Linked DNA regions of Homo sapiens: region 2 is linked to region 1. The links are chromatin contacts, found by Hi-C or POLR2A ChIA-PET in ENCODE. All regions are on one chromosome and are shown on one strand. The core of a region is the stretch at or near the end of the contact, and the rest is flanking DNA. Distances in the headings are between cores, read along the strand shown. Region 1 holds the start of KCTD7 (potassium channel tetramerization domain containing 7). Region 2 holds the start of VKORC1L1 (vitamin K epoxide reductase complex subunit 1L1).

Region 1 (3,374 bases), core at 639-3,138:
CCTTGGCTTCCCAAAGTGTCTTCCAGCTATTTTGAAATATACAATCCATTGTTGTTAATTATAGTCACTACTCTGCTTTTGAACCATAGAACATAAACCTTTTTATCTAACTGTATGTCCTTCATTAACCTAAATCTCTTCATTTCTCACCCAACCGTTCCCAGCCTCTGGTTTCTTTCTACTCTCTAAATTTATGAGATCGATTTGTTTTAGCTGCCACAGATAAGAACATGCAATATTTATGTCTTTCTGTGCCTGGCTTATTTCACTTAACATAATGACGTCCATCCACGTTGCTGCAGATGACGTGATTTCATTCCTTTTCATCTGTGTTTAAACAAGGTCTCCCTCCAGGGATTTTGATGCAACTGAAGTTGGAGAAAACACAGACCTAGGACACTCCTGCAGCTGGGAGTGCGATGGTCTAACAGAGGAAGTGCTATGCCACCAGCTCATCTTTGCCATCCTGGAGCTGTCTAATCTACGACTCAGTTTTCTTTTCTGTCACTACACTGTGAGAATGAGATGAGGAACTGGGTGTGAAAACGGTTTGAAAAGGAGAAGCATGGTTGCACACGCCTGCGATCCCAGCACTTTGGGAGGCTGACGAGGGAGGACAGCTTGAGGCAAGGAGTTTGAGACCAGCCTGGGCAACATGACAAGACCCCATTTCTTAAAAAAAAAAAAAAAAAAAAATTTTTTTTTCTTTTTTGAGACGGAGTTTCGCTCTTGTTGCCCAGGTTGGAGTATAGTGGCCGTGATCTCGCCTCACTGCAATCTCCATCTCCTGGGTTCAAGCGATTCTCCTGCCTCAGCCTCCCTAGTAGCTGGGATTGCAGGTGTGCCACCATGCCTGGCTAATTTTGTATTTTTAGTAGAGATGAGGTTTCACCATGTTGGCCAGGCTGGTCTCAACTTCCTGACCTCAGGTGATCCACCCGCATCGCTTACCAAAGAGCCAGGATTACAGGCGTGAGCCACTGCGCCCGGCCAAAATTTTAAAAAATCAGCTGAGTGTGGTGGTGCGCGTCTGTGGTCCCAGCTACTCGGGAGGCTGGGGCGGGAGGATTGCTTGAGCCCAGGGGTTGCAATGAGCTATGATTGCGCCACTGCACTTCAGCCTGGGTAACAGAGTGAGACTTTGTCTTTTAAAGAAAGGAGAAAATGGCTTGAACGGGCTAAGAACCTTGACCCCCAGGAGACTCCCTGCGCTGATAGAGCCTCTAGGGCTGGACTCCGCCTCCCAGGGAGCCGGGAGCATCTTGGGGAAGGGCCTGTCTCCATCTGTGTGTCCCGGTGGAAAAACGGTCACGGTGGGGAGTCACTGTCATTATTCATTGAACTCAAGCGCTCCTATTTTGGGTTTTCTCGTTCGGATTTCTGCGCGAGCGAGTGAGGAAGAACTGGACACCCGGGCGGTGCCCTGCGGCTCGGGGCGGGGCCAGCCGCGGTGGCGTGTCCGCAGCCACCTCAGCCCTCCTCCCGCCACATCCTCCAGGAAAGGCTGCTCAGGCCTTCCATTGAGGAGACAAGGACCCGCTGCTCTGGGGCCAGACACACGAGTAAGTCGTGACCCCCTGTGTGAAGGGATAAGGCGTCTACCCTGACGCGGGTGAGAACCCTCTTCACGGCAGACTCCGACGCCCAGTTATGAGAGCGTAGCGGCGCACCACCGCCGGGTCTCTCGGAGAGGGCGCGCCCGCTGGCCAGAGGACCAATCAGTGCACGGCAGGCTCGCAGGCCGCCCCCCCCCCCCCCCCCCAACCCAGGGACCACTCAGGCGCCGGCCGCTGGCGCTGCCTGCTCTTCGACTGGGCGAGCTTCCTGCCAATCAGGGCGGAACCAGCGCGGCGTCGGCCAGTAGCGGGAGGCGGTCGGGTCAGGCCCCAGCTGGGCGCGAGCGGGTCGGCGTTGAGGGAGCCACCGCCCTCCCGCCTGCGCACTGCCTCTCGCCCCCCTCCGGCCAGCCCGCAGCCGGCCGCGTCATGCCAGGCGCTGCTCGGCGGTAGGGAGTGCCCGGGGCCGCCGCCTCCGCCCGCCCGAAGCCGCGCCCACTGCCCAGAGCCAGAGGGATGGTGGTAGTCACGGGGCGGGAGCCAGACAGCCGTCGTCAGGACGGTGCCATGTCCAGCTCTGACGCCGAAGACGACTTTCTGGAGCCGGCCACGCCGACGGCCACGCAGGCGGGGCACGCGCTGCCCCTGCTGCCACAGGAGGTACCCGGGCGGGCGGCGGGCCGCGGGGCGTGGGGAGGGGCGCGGGGGAGAAGCGGGCGCGGGGCATAGCGGTCCTCGGCGGGTGGGCGGGGCCGGGGTTGGGGGCGGGGCCCGCGGACTTGCGCCCCTCCCCCGCCCACCTGCAACTCCCCCGCCCACCTGCACCCCTACCCACCCACCTTCAACCCCTGTCAATTACACCCACTAGGTGTGCTTCCCCACCCCCTACACCCTCCGCCCAGTAGTCACTGGGGTGATTTACTCCCATCGCCATGTCCCACTTTTACCGAAGACAGGAGGGAGGGTGGGCCGTGGGAGGGGGACCCTGGAGCCCCGAGAGCTGATGGTGTGTCTGACCAGGCACCGTAGCTCGAGCCTGTAATCCCAACACATTGGGAGGGAGGATCGCTTGAGGGCAGGAGTTGGAGGCCAGCCTGGGCAACATAGCGAGGCCCCGTCCCTACTACGACTGGAAAAACAAAGGCATTTTGGGTTGGATGAATAAAAAAAAGAAAAGAAAAAGATGTCTTCTAGAGAATCCAACAGGATGCTGTAGTGGTTGCCCACACCTAGTCTCCAGCTACCTAAGGAACAAGGCAAGGAGCTGTCTGCACATAAGGGGCAGGCCAGTTCATAGATGTAGGCACGGTCACCTGGCATCCCATGGCTTTCACTCACAGGCTGCTGTGCTCTGGTGCACAGGGGCTTCCACGGGTCTTACTTAATGTGTGTGATACTATCATGTCAACACCTGAAATGACACTCAAGAGACGGGAGAAGATACCAGGCATGGTGGCTCACATCTGTAATCTCAGCAGTTTGGGATGCTGAGGTGGGAGGATTGCTTGATCCCAGCAGTTAGAGACTAGTCAGGGCAACAGTGAGACCCTGCCTCTACAAAAATGAAAATTAGCCAGGCTTGGTGGTGTGTGCCTGTAGTCCCAGGTGCTCAGGAAGGTGAGTTGGGAGGATTGCTTGAGCCCTGGAGGTTGAGGCTGCAGTGAGCTGTAATTGTGCCACTGTACTCCAGCCTGGGTGTGATAGAGTAAGACCGTACCTACAAACAAACAAAAACAAAAAAAGCAAGAGAAGGGAAACGATGCCAGGTGTGGTGGCTTACACTTGTAATCCCAGCACTTTGGGAGGTCAAGGCAGGAG
Region 2 (3,262 bases), core at 412-2,911, 760 kb before region 1:
TCGAACTCCTGACCTCAGGTGCTCTACCCACCTCGGCCTCCCAAAATTCTGGGATTACAGGTGTGAGCCACCATGACTGGCTGGACCTAGAGACTATTTTCTAAGTAGCAATAGACTTCGTAAAAGTGATGGGATGTCACTTCTGGGATTAGGTTTCAAAAAAGGACTGTGATCTCACTCTCATTTTCTTTTTCTGTCTCTTCCTCTTTCTCCTCCCTCTCCCTGGGGTAAGCCTGCCGCTTCTTACCAAGAGGTGCAAGTGGACAGGAAATGATGTCTCCAGCCAACAGCCAGAGAGGACCTCAGGCCTGCCAGCAGCAGTGGAAGTGAGTTTGAAAGAGGATTCTGAAGCCTTGAGAGAGCTGCAGCCCTGGCTGACAGCTTGATTGTATCCTCATGAGAGCCTGAGCCAGAGGACACAGCTAACCTCACCCAGATTCCTAGCCCGTGGAAACTGTGAGGGAAAAAAAAGTTTATTGTTTATTAACTGCTAAATTTGGGGTGATTTTTACCCAACAATAGATAACGAATACAAGGATATTGCTTATTATTCAAAATCACTATATAAAGCCCCTGAAAAATTGAAAGCTGCAACCAGGGAAACACTGAAAATCTCCAAGAACCCTGTGTTTCTTCTTAAAGACAGTGAGAAAAAGCACATACATCTGTTTTCCTTTTAGTTTTGGCCACCAGGAAGCTCAGAGCCAAATTTATGATGCAATTTTAATAACTATGTAAGCCCCTATGGCCTGCTTATCTGTGTTCTTATTCCTGGCCTTTCATTTTATTCTGACTTTTCTTTTTCTTCGTCCTGATTGTATTAGCTCATCTTTATTTTTCTATATTATATGAGTTATGGTAAGCAACTTCAAATTCAGCTTACGGAAAAGCAAGGCATTCGTAAATCTCTCTTTTTTTTTTTGAGACTCTTACTCTATCGCCCAGGCTGGAGTGCAGTGGCACGATCTTGGCTCACTGCAACCTCCACCTCCCGGGTTCCGGCAATTCTCATGCCTCAGTCTCCCGAGTAGCTGGGATTACAGGCGCCCACCACGACACCGGGCTAATTTGTTTTTGTTTGTTTTTTGTATTTTTAGTAGAGACGCGGTTACGCCATGTAGGCCAGGCTGGTCTCGAACTCCTGACCTCAAGTGATCCACCTGCCTCGGCCTCCCAAAGTGTTGGGATTACGGGTGTAAGCCACTGTACCCGGTCCATAAATCATTTTTTAAAAATAGTTTTTAAATTTAAAACATAGTTTTGCACATTAAAAAAAAAGTTTTGCACAGGTCTAACCGAAGGTGGTGGTGGGAAGATCAGGTCATAGGTGTGGGTCTCTGGAGCTCCAAGCATTGGCCAGGGTTGATTTGGATTGGGTCAGAAATATACAACGAAAAAGGGAAAAAGGATGGCAATTGATTGCCATCCCCAGAGGGAGGGGCCGAGGGTTCGCCCAGTCACCCACAGTGGCATCCTTGCAATGTGCTAGTTAGACCGCTCCTTTAAGTCCCTCCCGCACTGGCCCGCTCGGCCCCGCCCCTCTCTGGCTCCGCCCCTCCCCACCCCTGCCCCGCCCATCCCCACCCCTGCCCCACCCCTTTCTCCCCCGGGCTCCACCCCTCGCGCGCGACCGGCCGCGCGGCGCAGCGCCACGCCGCCTCAGTCTCCGCCCGCCGATCCGGCCTCTTCGGCCGTTGCGCACTCCACCCCCTCCCTCCGCGCCCGCGCGCGCCTTCCCCGCCCCGTCCGCCTCACTCCTTTTGGGGCGGTTGGGCCGCGCGCCTGTGGGGGCGGGGCCCGGAGCAGGCCACCGAGCCAATGGGGCGCGGCGGCGGCGGCGGCGGTGGTGGCGGCGGCGGCGGAGGCGGCGGTGGCGGCGGTGGCGGCTGGGTCGGGCCCCGACGGGCGGCGGCGGCTGAGGTGGAGGCGGAGGGAGGCGGCGGCGGCGGCGGCGGGAAGATGGCGGCTCCCGTCCTGCTAAGAGTGTCGGTGCCGCGGTGGGAGCGGGTGGCCCGGTATGCAGTGTGCGCTGCCGGAATCCTGCTCTCCATCTACGCCTACCACGTGGAGCGGGAGAAGGAGCGGGACCCCGAGCACCGGGCCCTCTGCGACCTGGGGCCCTGGGTGAAGTGCTCCGCCGCCCTTGCCTCCAGGTAGCCGGCTTGGGGGAGTGGGCCAGGAGCGGCCGAGCGGGGCGAGGGTGGAGTCTCGGGGTGGGGAGCGCGCGGCGGGAGCTCAGGCCTGGGGGCGGCGGGGACCGGGCCGCTGGGGAACTGACGGGGTCGGGTCGGGGCCAGGCGGGGGGCGGCGGCGGGGCGCTCCTGCCCGGGGGGCGGCCTGAGCCCAGGCCGCGGGGCGGAGGTGGCGGGGCCGCGAGGCAGCCGGGGAGGGATGAGGTGGCAGAGTGCAGCCGGGAGGCCGGGGCGGACGCGGAGCGGTCGGGCGGGCTGGGGCCCGGCTGTGCAGGAGCGCGAGGGGGCTGCGGAGGGTGGGTCCAGGCTGGCTTGACAGGTTTCCTGGTTCTCGGGAGGCGGGCCGGGGGTGTGGGACCTTGTCCACCGCACCCTTGAGACCAGCGGCAACCTCTTGTCCCCCCGATCGCTGCAGCCGAGGCTTTGGGGCCGGCGCGGAGACAGGGGGGTTGCCTTTCCCACTGTCTTCCTGGTGCTAGGACAGGTGTTTCCGTGGTCAGGCCTCTTTGTACTCCAGCGCTAGTGAGAATTTGCAGACTTAACTGGGACGGTGACATTTGCTGGCAAACACGAATTTGACCCTACTGTGGAAGAAGATACCCGCACTTAACATATCTGATTTCTTGGATTCCCTCTCGTATGTTTCAGTGTGCCAGGAGAAGGAAATGGTCTGAGTTTGGGTCTAGTTTAAGCTTCATTGGAGTAAAGGACAAGTATGTTATGTATATGGTGGTGTTTTAGGCATTGGAATGACTTTTAAACGTTGTTGCCTATTAGCATATTCGAGACCAGCATATTGGTCAGGCTGGTCTCGAACTCCTGACCTCAGGTAATCCACCCACCTCTGCCTTCCAAAGTGCTGGGAATCAAGCATGAGCCACCGCGCCTGGCCTGCTTAAGTGCTTAAAATTGACTTTTCTTGGCCGGGCACAGTGGCTCACGCCTGTAATCCCAGCACTTTGGGAGGCCGAGGCGGGTGGATCATGAGGTCAGGAGTTCAAGACCAGCCTGGCCAACATGGTGAAACCCCGTCTCTACCAAAAATACAAAAATTAGCTGGGTGTGGTGGC

What was found. Hi-C counts contacts between places; a loop is a spot of excess contacts on that map. ChIA-PET counts read pairs that join two places held with the same protein, here RNA polymerase II (POLR2A). Pooled maps may share reads with other maps.
Region 2: a pooled map shows a loop between it and region 1 (22-fold over the local background). The contact joins the promoter of VKORC1L1 here to the promoter of KCTD7 in region 1. A Hi-C loop is called at or near these places in 2 of 37 single-sample maps with no recorded cell type and 14 of 50 pooled maps. POLR2A ChIA-PET finds 5 or more read pairs at or near these places in 1 of 52 experiments (HEK293).

The regions. Positions count from the first base shown.
Region 1 is chr7:66,626,993-66,630,366 of GRCh38, forward strand. KCTD7 (potassium channel tetramerization domain containing 7) reads left to right here and starts at 1,889. Exons shown (of 4, transcript NM_153033.5): 1 at 1,889-2,216. The coding sequence starts at 2,073. RefSeq lists silencers at 470-669, 1,680-2,249.
Region 2 is chr7:65,871,413-65,874,674 of GRCh38, forward strand. VKORC1L1 (vitamin K epoxide reductase complex subunit 1L1) reads left to right here and starts at 1,662. Exons shown (of 3, transcript NM_173517.6): 1 at 1,662-2,153. The coding sequence starts at 1,960. RefSeq lists silencers at 1,354-1,413, 1,434-1,933, 1,647-1,826, 2,374-2,443 and enhancers at 1,509-2,060, 2,612-3,163.